3 separate regions of the Homo sapiens genome follow, and all the other regions are linked to region 1. A link is a contact called in ENCODE Hi-C or POLR2A ChIA-PET data. All regions are on one chromosome and are shown on one strand. Each heading gives the region's core, a stretch centred on a gene start or an enhancer-like site at or near the end of the contact. The rest is flanking DNA. Distances are from core to core; before and after follow the strand shown.

Evidence for each region. Hi-C counts contacts between places; a loop is a spot of excess contacts on that map. ChIA-PET counts read pairs that join two places held with the same protein, here RNA polymerase II (POLR2A). Pooled maps may share reads with other maps.
Region 2: a map of chondrocyte shows a loop between it and region 1 (4-fold over the local background). The contact joins two enhancer-like sites. A Hi-C loop is called at or near these places in 1 of 168 maps with a recorded cell type or tissue (chondrocyte). POLR2A ChIA-PET finds 5 or more read pairs at or near these places in 1 of 52 experiments (naive thymus-derived CD4-positive, alpha-beta T cell).
Region 3: a loop to region 1 is called in a map of ascending aorta, with 2.4 times the contacts of the local background. The contact joins two enhancer-like sites. A Hi-C loop is called at or near these places in 2 of 168 maps with a recorded cell type or tissue (Right ventricle myocardium inferior and ascending aorta) and 6 of 50 pooled maps.

The regions. Positions count from the first base shown.
Region 1 is chr2:12,532,470-12,537,279 of GRCh38, reverse strand. All of the region lies in intron 4 of MIR3681HG (MIR3681 host gene), which reads right to left. Among named protein-coding and RNA genes, the nearest start is that of TRIB2, 180 kb to the left of the region's middle. Within about 2 kb of position 2,524, at least 7 of the 41 ENCODE cell types and tissues checked have a DNase peak (open chromatin) inside an H3K27ac peak, as active enhancers do.
Region 2 is chr2:12,118,868-12,123,677 of GRCh38, reverse strand. The region is part of intron 2 of MIR3681HG (MIR3681 host gene); the gene reads right to left. Among named protein-coding and RNA genes, the nearest start is that of MIR3681, 78 kb to the left of the region's middle. RefSeq lists a silencer at 2,669-2,869. Within about 2 kb of position 2,742, at least 2 of the 41 ENCODE cell types and tissues checked have a DNase peak (open chromatin) inside an H3K27ac peak, as active enhancers do.
Region 3 is chr2:12,928,076-12,932,885 of GRCh38, reverse strand. No RefSeq gene overlaps it. Among named protein-coding and RNA genes, the nearest start is that of MIR3125, 190 kb to the right of the region's middle. Within about 2 kb of position 2,910, at least 3 of the 41 ENCODE cell types and tissues checked have a DNase peak (open chromatin) inside an H3K27ac peak, as active enhancers do.

The DNA of each region.
Region 1 (4,810 bases), core at 1,275-3,774:
ATCATAAGAAGTTCCACAAACATTCCGAATACTGTGATGTTCTATTTATATCCATCTACTCAAATACATGGACACTCGGCTCCCTTTTATGGAGTTTTGTGCATTTTGCCTCTTCTCCCTCTCCCTTCCCATTCTTCACTAGTTTAATCTTGGGAGTCTGACATCTTTGCTTAAACACCCCCCACACACACACCACCAGCAGTTTGCTTCTTGTGTCCTGTTTCTAGTCAAAAAGGAGTTAGATTGCCAGTTTTCTTTCTCTGCTTTTCACTTTTCCTGTTCTCTTTTTGCTATAATAATTGCCCATCCCATTCCTTTCTTTTTAAATTTAGCACTTGATTTCATCACTCATATTAAATATTCTTTTCAAGCATTTTCCCCTCTATTCTGTTCTTGTTGTTAATGGATTTAGGGAAATGTGGGAGTCCCTGGAAGGAAAGAGCACATCAGGGCAGCATGAAAGATAATTACAGGCCCCATGTCTGAGGTCGCATTCTTTACTTTGGCCACTATTAAATGAGCTTATTTACAACCCTCAACTTTATCCCTCTCTTTTAAAGAGACGCATATATACATTAAATGTAATACCCTCACCCCCAGCTTCATTTAATTTTACTACCAATAATATTCCCTTTTCAAGGTGTTGGGTCTACCATTTACTTGTTGAATTTTATTTTGTAAGCTGTCTCAATTTAGTTTTTGAAAGGAATGGAAAAACAAAAGAATGGACGTCTACATGATCAAATGCACATAGATTTCACAGTGAAAAAAATCATCGAAAGACCTTCCATGATGTGGCAACTCAGATACAATTGATCTTTAAAACCCAATTGAACAGAATGCCTTAGTAATTATTATTCAGAATACCAAGGCCCTGGCCCATGGTACAATTATCAGAAGCTCCATTTTTGATATTTACTGCATGTTAAGAGAACTCTCTGGAGAGGAACTGAAATAAAACAGTCTCTGGAATCACTGACGAAAGTTTCCCCTAAATGTCTGCTACATACTCAATGCGGATGAGCTGTGGTCCTTGTCATGCCTTCTCACACAAGAGGAAAGATGGTAGAATGGGAATTTCTTCTTTTCCTTGAGTAGCAAAAATTGGCCTGCTATTTACCAAACCCACTCTCTTTTTCTCCTGAGCACACAACTAGGAGACATTTTCAATGTTCCCTGAAGTTAGGTGAGGTTACATGACTGAGTCCCGGCCAATGAGATGTGTACAGAAGTGGCAAGTGCTACTTCCATGGTGGTCCACAATAGTCGATTACATGTCATTTCCTATGCTCTTTCCTTTAGTTTCAGATTCACCCAGATGCCTTGGATAATTTGTTTTGGAAAACATATATTGAAGATATCAGAGCCACAGTATGACAGAAGACTAGGTCCCAGAATCACAACTGGAAGGAAAGTCATGCACTAATGAAGAAAACAATTCTTAAGGCTTATATGAGCTGAAAACAAACTTCTGTCATGTTGCTGCCTTTATCCATTTTTAAAAGATGTTTGTCATCAGTAGTGCTACTCTAATAAAATACATCATGAGCACAATAACTTAAACTGGTCTCATTATAAATCCTAGATCTCCTATCATCACAGTTTAAATCCAGACTACTGGTGTGGAAAGGTATATAAATGCCTTCCAGAATCTGAAAGGCATAATTTTGTTCACTTATTTCAGGTTTTACTAAGGATTCCATACCCTTGGCTTCTGTTGAATTATTTCATACACACTATTTTGTAAAGTAGATAGAAGATGTGCCTAGGATTTAGGGTTTTTAATGTCTTTCCATCTTCCCAGGATGCCTATATAGTAATCATTTAAAATACAAGACAATCCAATAAGATGACATGAAGCTTTCCATGAACTCGAAGAACCAATGAGAATAGATCTCTCTAAAATATTGGTGAACAAATGAATACTTGCCAGAGTCAGAACAATGAATTTTAATTGAATTATTGCACCCACCAGGCATTCCAGAGCCAAAGCACTTTTCCTTTTTTAAGTAACAATTTTGTCTTTTAAAAAGTGTATTTCTAGCTTGACATAAGCATGACTTTTTCTTTCATGTGTCATGTATAAATGGAGCAATTTATTTTCTTTGGACTCACAGAGTAAATCCTCATCTTTGCTTGTGCTGATGGGGTGCAGGCATGTGTGGGAGGAATTCTATGAATGTGGAGCTTTTCCCGTGGGTGCAGAGAGAGTTTGATGGGAGCTGATGAGGTGTGTGTGTGTTCTTCAGACTTATCAACCACCACATGATGCTGGAAGATGAGCCAGTGAATTTGTGGGTGTTGAGCTTGTTGGATATTCTGGATGCAGGTTTTTTTTTTTAATTTACTATTTAATAAAACCCAGCTGACAAGCTTTTTTTGTAAATCATGTTTATGAGATATGAGTCAGTGATGACATATGCATAAGCGATTCCAATGAAAGGAAAACCTTTAAGGCAAGTAGTCCTTGGTTTTGTGGGAAGCTTAGCCAAGCATGTTGCTCTAGCCTCTGGGGTGAATTCTTTCCTAGCTACAGTGAGACGAGAAAATCTTCAGAGCACATTCCAAGATGGGGCTTTTTTTTTTTTTTTCTGTGAGAAGGTGAAGACAGAGACCAGTTTGGTTTGGTGGTTGTCATTCCGACTTCCCACACTGTCATAACTAGGACATGGCTGTGAAAGAACAGCTTGAAGATGAAGCAAACCCTGTTCTAGTAGCCGGGGAGCCTTTGTTTAGTTTTAGTTTAGTTTTTTGTTGTTGTCGAAGCTTTTGAAAGTCTTCTCTGAAAGTGGTTCTGTGTAGTAGGGGGGAGAGACAACTTTGTTGTTTTCTAAGAAACAAACAAAAAACCTGCTTCTTTGAATCTCCCAAATGCAAAAGCAAAGATACTTTCCTTGTACCTTCCTCCAATTCCTGCCACGCATGTTTGGGTCTCATCAGACTTCTTTCCTTACTGTGCCATCCAACGAAATGTCATGGTCCTTGAATGGCTTTATTAAATATCAGATGGCAAATACGTATGCAGTCATGAGGCACAGGAAATAGCAAACCATCCTGATATCCTCTAAATAAGCTGAACATTTCACTTGAGGGAAGGTATTGCAGATATTCCAGATTGAGGAAGAGAACACACCCTCTATAAATTGAAACCTTTCATTACAGTTTTTTAAAATCTCATATTTTCATTAGGAACTGGAAATAAGATCAATTTTCTCTTGGGAACTATATTGAAAAATATAAAGAGACAAATATAACCCAGGCAGAGAGGAATTGATGGGCACTCAAGTAGGAAATTTTTTTTAAATAAAAACTTACCTGCCCATGGTATGGTTAAGCTTGACTCAACTGCAAAATGATTTTTGTCATTGTTAGATGCCATAAGGTATTATATTAGCAGCCTAACCTACATGAGAGATTGTATGACTCAGGAGTTCAAACAGATCATCAATATTATGGCTAGAACCAAGGTTTTTAACAGTTCAGGCTACTTTCAGGAAAACTCTTTCCAAGTGTCATATGTATAAAATGTTTGGAATTCTTATTTAATGCATTCTATTATTTAGAGGGCTTGCTTCTATTATTCAGGGGCTGAATAGTGCTTTGACTTAGTTATCTACAAAATGCAACTTAAAATACAAAGGAGGGAGAGAAAGACAGACTTCTGTCAGAGGTATCCTCTGCAGTAAAACCTTTGTATTTTACTTCCTAGAAGAGCCCAGGTCTTGATCTGAAGGATCTTGAACTGCCCCAGGCATGACTGTGTGACAAAGCAGTATATTAAAACAGTTGAGCATAACCACTGGAGAAAAACTGCTACTTTTTGCATGAGTTTTCTGCATCGAGTACAGCAGCTATATCCTACTCAGTTCTGAGCATAAAAGTTTAAAAGTGAAATTGACAATTTGGAATTTATCCAGAGAAGAGCAACTAGTATGTTAAGTATTATAAAACCAGAAAACTACTTCAAATGAGGAGATAACACTGAAAGAAAAGGAGACATTTAACTGAAGAAAGAAAACTGAATGGGGACCCTAATTCCGTTTTCAAGTATAAGGGAACTGCCAAGAGAAAGTAAAATTTGATGCTTTCTAGGTAGCTCCATAGAGTGGAAAATTAAGGAGATTTCAGTTGAATGATTATTTAACTGATAATTAAAATAAAATGACCTGTCTCATAAGTGACTTCTTATCACTGGAAGTAATCAACAGAGATCCTTGGTAATCCTGACAGGGAAGCTATAGGTGACATTTACAATGGATGAATGTGGTCAGATTGTTTCTATGGCTCTCTTTCTGCTCCAGCCTTCTGCAATTTCATAAACCATCTGTTGTGGCTTTTTCGTTGTTGTCATTTGTTTGTTTTTAAGACAACCCTATTAAATTGATGTAGAAGAGCCAAGATTAAGAGACTGACAAAGTTTATGCTGAAAAAGCCCTGTCAATGGATTTGATGACACGTAGATGTTACGTGATATAAGCACAGTAAGCCTTTCCTGTTCTCATTAGTTCCTCATACTGATTATGTCCAAGTTTCTCTGAGTAGGTAGCCAAACCATCATGAGCTTTGGAGGTTTTCTCCTTCTCACGGATGTCTTATTAAAAGAAAATTCACCAGCATCTAGCAGAAAAGTACTGTTTTCCGTATTTTATCATCTAAAGTGCCATACGACTCAGACATTGTATCACCGACTTACGCCTCACAAAAGACATATCAGGTTGTTACCATTCCCTTTTTGCAAATGAGAAACTGAGTCTCAGTGAAGTTGAGGGTCATCTGCCAATAGGCTTTTATGGAAGATATTTTGGAATGG
Region 2 (4,810 bases), core at 1,493-3,992, 410 kb after region 1:
TTGGGAAGGCAGATCCACCCTTAATCTGGTGGGCTCAATCTAATCAGCTGCCATCGAATATAAGACAGGCAGAAAAACGTGAAAACGAGAGACTGGACTAGCCTCCCAGCCTACGTCTTTCTCCCCCATTCTGGATGCTTCCTGCCCTCAAGTTCTTCAATTTTGGGACTCGGCCTGGCTTTCCTTGCTCCTCAGCTTGCAAACAGCCTATTGCAGGACCTTGTGATCATGTAAGTTAATAATTAACTCCCGTGTATATATATGGGAATATATATATATAGATATATATGGGAATATATATATAGATATATATGGGAATATATAGATATATATGGGAATATATATATATAGATATATATGGGAATATATATAGATATATATGGGAATATATATATATAGGAATATATATATGGAATATATATATGGGAATATATATATATGGGAATATATATATATGGGAATATATATATGGGAATATATATATATGGGAATATATATATGGGAATATATATATATGGGAATATATATATGGGAATATATATATATGGGAATATATATATGGGAATATATATATGGGAATATATATATGGGTATATATATATGGGAATATATATATGGGTATATATATATGGGAATATATATATGGGTATATATATATGGGAATATACATATGGGTATATATATATATGGGAATATACATATGGGTATATATATGGGAATATACATATGGGTATATATATGGGAATATACATATGGGTATATATATATGGGAATATACATATGGGTATATATATATGGGAATATACGTATGGGTATATATATATGGGAATATACGTATGGGTATATATATATGGGAATATACGTATGGGTATATATATGGGAATATACGTATGGGTATATATATGGGAATATACATATGGGTATATATATATGGGAATATACATATGGGTATATATATGGGAATATATATATGGGTATATATATGGGAATATATATATGGGTATATATATATGGGAATATATATATGGGTATATATATATGGGCATATATATATGGGTGTATATATGGGTGTATATATATGGGTGTATATATATATGGGTGTATATATATATGGGTGTATATATATGGGTATATATATATATGGGTATATATATATATCCTATTAGCTCTGTCTCTCTAAAGAACCCTGCCTGACACAGCAAGGTATATGATCAATTCACACATTCCAGAAATACTTATTGAGCAACTATTGGGCATCAAGCATTGTACTAGGAATTGAGAATAAATTGTTTAAAAAACACTAGTGTACAATGTGATAAGTGCTGTCAAGAAATGGACACTGCAAAATAGACTGGTAGGACAGAAGGGTGGTGTCAGGCAGGACTTTCTGAGTGGTAACATGTTCTGAGGTCTGAGATCCACATGAGAGCATGAGAAGACCATGCATGGCAGAGAAAATAACATGTGTGACTATCCTAAGGTGGGGAAGGACTGTCAGAGTGAAGAATGAGCGAGGATGAGGGGCATTCAGTGGTGGGAGGAGGCTGGGGTGGTGGAATGACCCAAAGCAGTCAGTAAGGCAAGACCTTGCAGACTACAGGAAGGGGTTTGAAAGTTATTTACCCAGAAGCCACTAAGTTACCTTAATAAAAGTGGCATGGTGACCTGATCAGAAGTGCATTTTTGAAGATACCACTGTCTGCTGTGCAAGCAGACAAAACCAGGAGAGCTATAAATGGAAGCAAGAAAATTCACTGGGGGATGATTGCAGCTAAGCAAGAGGTGGTAGTGGTTCTGACTATGAAGGGGTAGCAGTGCCTGAGAGAGGTGGATAAATAGGGGTAGACTTGGGAGGGAGATGGACAGGACCTAGGGATGAGTTGGATGAAAGAAGATGAGAAAACATGAATCCAAATGATCCCCAGCTTTCTGGGAAGCAACTGAATGATAATGCCCATGGAGGAAGGCTGTGGGCAGAAGAGACAAGCAAACATGGCGACTCCAATAAGACACAGGGGGAGCATCCTCTGCTGAGGCAGTGTTGGTGTTGCCTCTTAATTAGTTCATGACAATGTCCAGTGTCTAAGTTCCTGCACCATCTCATCCCAGTCTCACCTCTTAGCACCGCCCACTCCTGCCTCAAACCTACTGTTTACACTCCAGGGATATGCTGGACCACATTGCCCTCCTGTGCCCTTGGACAAACCTTTCCTTTTCCTGAACTACCCTCTCCCTTCTTGGGCATCTGGTAAACTCTACTCATCCTTCAGTGCCCAAGTCAAGTGTCACCCACTGTGACGTCTTCCAGAATATCCCCGACTGGAGTAGTGCCCCTCCTCTGCCTCTACAGCACCGCACAGTGAGTTCCATTATAAGATGGCCATTTTGTGCTAGGATTACTTGATCATCTATGAGCCCCTCAAAGCTGCAACCGTTTGTGATTACATATGATCCATTTCATGCCCTGCACAGCACCTGATGGTTTTGGGTATCAAAAAATATGTTGTTGAAGTCAACTGAATACGAAAAGAGCATAGAAGCATTACAATGCAGTCTCCTCCCAACAATTTTTTTCTTCCTAAACTCTGGGCCTTTGCTGAACCTGGGCCTGCCTCTGACTCATTCTTCTCTGCCCTTCATGTGGATCTGATGGAGATCCGACCCCTCCTTTTGAACTAACAAGACCAGTTCTTTCTCTCTCTCATATATGCAGCATGACTGGCAATTCAGAACGCATTTAGGTGCTTCCAAAGTAACTGCGACTTCACTGATGCCACATGTAACAGTCTGTGGTTAGCTCTTCCAGGGGGAAGGTCTAGATTTAATGTGTTGTGTGTTTCTGAAAGTCAGTGCCCTTTATAACTGATGTTGATGAGGTGTGTGACCTCCATTTCCCCATGCATAAATAGGGGTCATGCTTGGTGGTCCCTACGGGCTTCCCAACTCTAGCTTTTATGACGCCTTGATGACTAATGAAATTGAAGAAGATGAGGTGACATCTCTGCATGCTCACTAGAGTGAAAGTTGGGCACTGCTCATGGCCTTAGGGCATTAGTCATATCGTAAGCAGTATTTATGCATATTTTTAAATCCCTGGAGAATACATGCAGGGAGGAAAAATATACATTTATTGAATGCCAGAAGCTATTCTAAGCATTTGAAAGAGAAGCTTGGGGGAAAAATTGCCCCAAAATGCAGCATACTTTGTTTGCCTTGGGTCTGGATCTGGAAAGTGTGCCACAAGAACTACTATCTGCATCTTGTGGGGATGTCCAATCCCAGGGGGAGGCCAGGGGAGCCTGAGTCCTGCATTTCACGTTTATTTGTGCAGCTTTGGTGATTTCACTGCACAAATGACTCAGACTCAAATAGCATTAGGAGTTGTTGTTGTTTTTTTTAATTAGAGGAAGAGGATTCCAAAATAGAATCATAGCTGAAGATGGAAGAGGTAATTATCCTTTTCAAAATCATCTGTGAATCCAGGCAAGAGGCACACTTTTTTGACTTTTTGAAAGTCTCTTTATTGGAAAAATAACAAGCATCCCCAAATAGAAAGATTGATCCAGGCTGTAAGAAGCCAGATGATGGCACCAGGTCCCTAATTGGGGAAAAAAAAAAAAAAAAAAAAGTGGTTCTGAAGTGGCAGCAGCAAGACCTGGTGAGTAATTAGATGTTGGCAGTGAGGGAAATGGAAGGCCTTAGAATGACTCCTATGTTTCTGTCTCATTTCCTGAGATAGGGAATGAGGAGAAAGAATTTAAAAAGAAGATGATGAGTCCCTTTCTGGCATTTAAGGGCTCTATGGAAAATGGCAGGGAAGGTGCCCTGTAGGCAGTTGGCTATGTGAACAAAGACAATGCTAGACCTCTGAATGCAGCAGGTCTGGGTGTGGGGTAGAAGTTGAAGCCCTGGGGGTGGACAGAAGTGAGCTGGGCTCATTAACATCCTAGATCACTTGCAGCATCCACACTGCAAGAGCACATTGCGCACCACGCTCCTGTGGACAGGTGATGGTCAGGAGCTCCACTGGAGGAGGACACTTCATGGAATGGAAGAAAAACGATGAAAACTAGGAAAACGTCTAACATTCCTCTTTCCAATTCCATCGAGATGTTGTTGAAGAAGCATATCTCCTCTCAGAAGCTCAGTTTCCCATCTGTGAGAGGAGACAAAGAGCCCTCCGAGCCAGAACATTCAAGGACTGAAAGGCTCATAGCGTGTGTAATTGGAGTATGGGAAAACATATTAGGAAAAAAAATAGTTCATCCTCAGAGATGACAGCTATGTTGTTTGCATTCATTCCTTTAATGTGCATTTATTAAGCGCCTACTGTGGAATAGGCCACAGGGCAGATGAGACTTGGAATACTGAATCAAGGGACAAGAGACCAGGGTACCAACTCAACATCAACCACATTCTCTGAAGTGTAAGCCAGTTACCAGGAGAGTGTCTCAGAGAGAGGTTGACGCTGGCCTGAGATTTCGTTTTTCTTTTTTAAAAAAAATCACAGATTGGCAGTTTATAATTTTATCAATTTCTAGGGTACACAGCACTGTCAGGATTCATGAAATAAATGTGGAATCATTAAATCAAGCTAGTTAACATACCCATTACCCCAAATACTTCACATTTTTTGTGGTGAAAACATTTGAAATTTACTCTCTTAGCAATTTGGGCTTCTAGGATTGTTGACATCTGCTTCATAAAGTGAATAAGTGCTCACTGTGCAAAGCTGTGTAGCCAGAGGTCTTAGGTTGGGAGCATAGAGTTGATATGACACAAATGTGGATCATGTTTGGAGTGCATTGAA
Region 3 (4,810 bases), core at 1,661-4,160, 400 kb before region 1:
GCTCTAGAGCCTAGACTCAAGCACAAAGTACGCTGTCAATAAATACATTTTGAAAACATGTTTGTTAAACGTGGTAGCCAGAATTCTAAAATGCCCCTTGACTTTTGCCCCAGTGGCATTCCCAGGATATACTACATTACACAGCAAAAGGGATTTTGCAGATGTCATTATGGTTACTTATCAGTTGATCTTAAGATAGGGGAGGTCATCTTGGTAGACCTAACCTAATGGTAAGAGCCCTTTGAAAATAGGAATTTTCCCAGATAATAGTAGAAGAGAAGTTTCGAGAGATTAGAAGTGGGGAGAGATTTGACCTGGAGGCGGCTGTCCATTGCTGAGATAGAGGGTCATTGTCAAGGACCTGAGAGGAGCCTCTAGGAGCAAAATTGGTCCGTGGCCAGCACCCAGCAAGAATAAAAAAGGTCCTCAGTTTTGCAGTGACAAAAAACTCAAGTCTGCCCAAGACCAGAATGAGCTTGGAAGCAGATTCTTCCCCAGGGCCTCCAGATAAGAGCCCAGCTGGGCACATTATCTTGACTTTGTCCTTGTGAGATCCTAAGCAGAGAATCCAATCGAGCCTGCCTGGAAATCTGACCTGCAGAACTATGAGATAAATGGGAGTTGTTTTCAGCTAAATTTGTGATAAGTTGGTGTTTAGCAATAGGAAGCTAATAAATTAGACAAAATAAGAAAGTTACAAACAGCATATACAGTATGATTCCCTTTTTTGTTTATATATTCATGTATTTACGAGTTTATAGAAGAAGACCAACTGAAACATATGCACAAAGATGTTAGCAGTAGGGTTTTGGTTGCTAAATTAAATTAAATTGAACAGACCTAGTTTCATTTAACTAGTAGACATCTGGGAAGTCTGATACCCATGATTGTCATGGGCTAAATCTCGTGCAAATAAACTTAAGCCCTTTTCAAATGACACTTGACCATTGGAATTAATCTCTTCTTGCTGTTTGTTCACAGAGAAGTATAGTTCTGGCTGTGAGATCTCAAAAATCAGAGTTCAAATCCTAACTTCACTGCTTAGGAGGTTTTTAAACTAGGGTGTTTTAAATAACCTCTTATAGTTTTAGTTTCCTTCCATCTGAAATCTGAATGAGAATACTCACCAGTGAGGATCATTATGAAGATTCAATGGGATGATAAATGCAGAGGACATAGTACCACCATTACTAAGTACCTGGCCAACTCTGCCACCTACATTCACTAGTTGTTGTTCTTAACGCTTTGATAAGCATTGAGCTCCTTTAAGAGTTTCCAATTTGGTCTTTCCCAGGATCTTTCTGTGAGCATGTCATAGTATTCTCTAGTGTCTAGCACAGTGCCTGGCAAATACCAAGTGCTTAGTAACAACTTCTGGTTCAATTAATTCACGAATGAGTAAAATGAATATTGGTAAAGTTGAATGCTTGGCTCCCAAGACAATGCAGATTGCAGTCACACAGCACTACCACGAGATGTCAGTATAAATAGGAAAGCTCTACAATTCAGGACTATTCTGGACCATCTTCCCCATCCCTCTTCTAGGGCTCCCGGGAAAACACACAACTGCATTACTGAAGGCAGAGAGCAACCTGCCAGGACTTTGCTCACCTCTCTCCTATTTTCACTGTGTGGTTTAATGCCTTAAAAACACAATTCCTGATGTACAGAGAAAAAAATATCTCTGCTGAGCTTGCCCTAAATAAAGACCCAAGAGACCTCATTTGGGGCCACTTCTGTATGCACACCCTCTTTCCTGTCCCTGCCTTAAATCTACATTTTGGGCTTGGATAAGGAGGTGGTGCCATAAGGAAGAACATGCAGAGTCAAATTCTGATTCCTTTACTTACTAGTTGTGTGTGTGTGCAAGTTTCTCAACTTTTCTGAGCTTCATTTTGTCATATGAAAAAATAAGAAAACCAATATATAGAGATTACTGGTGCAATGTTGCAACCATGCAGATTTAAGCAGAATAGCCTTCTCTAAAGACTAATTCCAAGACTGTCCTGGAATCAAAAGGAAGTATTTTCTTTGCAACTCTGGATGGATATGGACAGTAAGCCCACAACTACTTGGCCTAGAGCATTCTATCTCCAACAGGTGCACAAGTCTCTGAAAAAGGCTTACTTTGACATGGCCCCCAATGGTAATTTACACTTGCAAAAACACACTCTATGGAGCACAGAGATTGTTCCTCAGCTCAGCAGACTCTAAAAAAAGGGTATGGATGTCATTGTCTCTCTGGCTTCCTGTGGTCTCCATAAAACCTCCAAGTAGAGTATTTTGGGCTCATAAAAATGTCCGCAGCCCATTTCTCATCTGCTTTAATGATGTTTCCTAATGGTTAATGTTGAGATTGGCATCTTTTCTCTGGGGAAAGTGTTGTGAGACTGGCTTTCCCCTTCCCCAAAATAGCTGGTGCACACAGCCCATGAGCTGGAATGCAGAGCTAGGATTTTTCTCTTCCCATGAAGAGATATATCCTCCAAGATATGGGAACTCTACCTCATTTTTTGCAGTAACAGGCAGAACGGCCCTATTGCCACTGGGAAACAGTTGACACACCCGTTCAAGGAACTCTCTCATGGTGTGCCCACCAGGAGGGAGGAATGAAATAGACAATAAAGAAAAAGATATTACTTAGCATAGATTATGTGTGAAAAGGGTTTTATGAGCTATATTTTATAGATTAAAAAATCTTGTTTTAGAAAGAAGCACATTATTTTGTTTAAAATGCAGACTCATTTCACTTGACTGGGCCACTTCAAGGAAGCTAAGATAAAATCCAGTCATGCCCATAAATAGCCTTAGGGATAAACATCATTCTGACACACAGAACTGTGATGAGAATGTGGTGGGGTGGAGGAAGGGGGAAAGGTGCATACTAAATAGAATGCCCTGAAAATGTAGGGGAAGGAGCAGTTCGATCTCACTGGAAACTTCTTAGAAGCTGGCTGGCTGAAACAAGCCCATCCCTCTGTCATCATTTAGGGAACACCTGCTCTCTGTGGGCCTCCTATGGAGCACAGCCCTGCCTCCATCACTCACATTAACACCAGTATTTAAGTGGGGACTCCTAGAGTCCAGCCACGTAGTAGCTCTACGCAGGGCTAGGCTTTTTACTGGGTTCTGGGCATATATGGATGAGTAATGTCCAATTTCTGTCCTGCAGGGGCTCACAACATAGTGAGAATAAAAATGCATAAACAGCCAGTTGTTTTTTTTTAAGTACTTTTAGAGAAGCGAAGAGGTGCTCTGTGGCATGGCAGAGCTAAGCACCCAGTTGCTGAATCTCCCTTGGCTGACAGAAGCTTCTTCTTTTTTGAGTCACAATTTGCTAAAGAACATATTGCTGCTCCCTTTTGGTGTTACGTTTGATTTTACATAACAGAAATGTTTTTTCTGATGACTTTGCTTTGTGTTTGTACTTAAGTGGTTGAGGAATACCCTCTAGGGCATCATAAAGATCTAAATTTAAATCCTGGCTCCTACCCCTTGGTCCTTTAGTTTCCTAATCCCCCCAAACAGGAAAAACAATACATCATTGATTTTTTTTTAATTTGTTGCTGTTGTGGGAAAGCGGGGAATTAATGAAGATGATATGTGTAGTTTCCATCATAGTGGCTACTGCCTAGTAGAAATTCTACAAGCAATGACTCTCTCTTGCCCCACCCCAAGCCCATAGCTCTATATGGACAGGCAGGCATGCACATGTGCTGTTATGTAAATAGTGCTGCTAATAATAAAACTAAACACTACTATCCACCCTCTTCTGGGTAATGGTTATGTCTTTCTTCTTCCATCACAACCATAGCTGTTGATTTTACTGCTGCTGCCTTTTTTGCTAAGAATGACGTCTATTTATCTTTTCCGTCCTAGAGTCCTGTTCTTCCATCCCCCAGGAAATGACTTTCAGCAACCACGGTATTAGGGAGTGGTGAAAAAGTTTAACCTGCAGGTGGAGAGATGAGAAACTCATTATTCTTCAGCATCTTTTGTGATTCTAATTTTCTTTCAGATGCTCTTCCTCTCCCACCCCTCCCCCCAAATTATGTTGCATCTGGGTGTCTAAATCCTGCTCACAGCTGTGCCAGTGCCTTCTCCACTCTTCCCATCTGCCTGTTTGTTTTTCTTGGTTTTAGTTTGCAGTCTGCTATTTTGTATAAGCAAAATTATCCTTTCATGTCTTACCCATTTCGGCAGTTTCTTCTGGATATTGTAAACTGCAGCATCTGTGGTGCTTGTCTTCTAATTATATTTCCAGCCTCCTAATAGGAAGGGTGAACAGGCATATGGAATAGCAATACGGAGCTTTCTATATCTCTGACCTCCATGGAGGACTCCTCGCAGAATCTCCAAAGCTTTCTAGGGAGATTCATTAAGCCTGGCTTCCTAAGATAATGCACAAACTTCTGCTCTATAGAGATGACTAGAACACAGATTTAGACATAGCTCCTGGGCACATTTTCCACATAAATGAGTCATCGCGCCTGTAAAAGAATGACTCTATAAGTAGATACATATCTCCACTGTCTTGGTTCTACTAATGTTCACATTATTGCTTATTTTTAAACTAATTTGAACAGCTGAGTTACAGTAAGAACAAAGACAGCAGGATTAAGAGTCAAGAGACCTAGGTTTGAGATCCAATGTAGATACTCAGTTGCTGGGGCTTTAAAGAAGGTCACTCAACCTCCTTTGGTTTCAATTTTCAAATCAGTTAAATTAGCAGCTGGACTAGATAATTCATAAGCTGAATGAGCAAAATGGACTTAATTAACCCATGGATCATTGTAGCAATATTGTATTA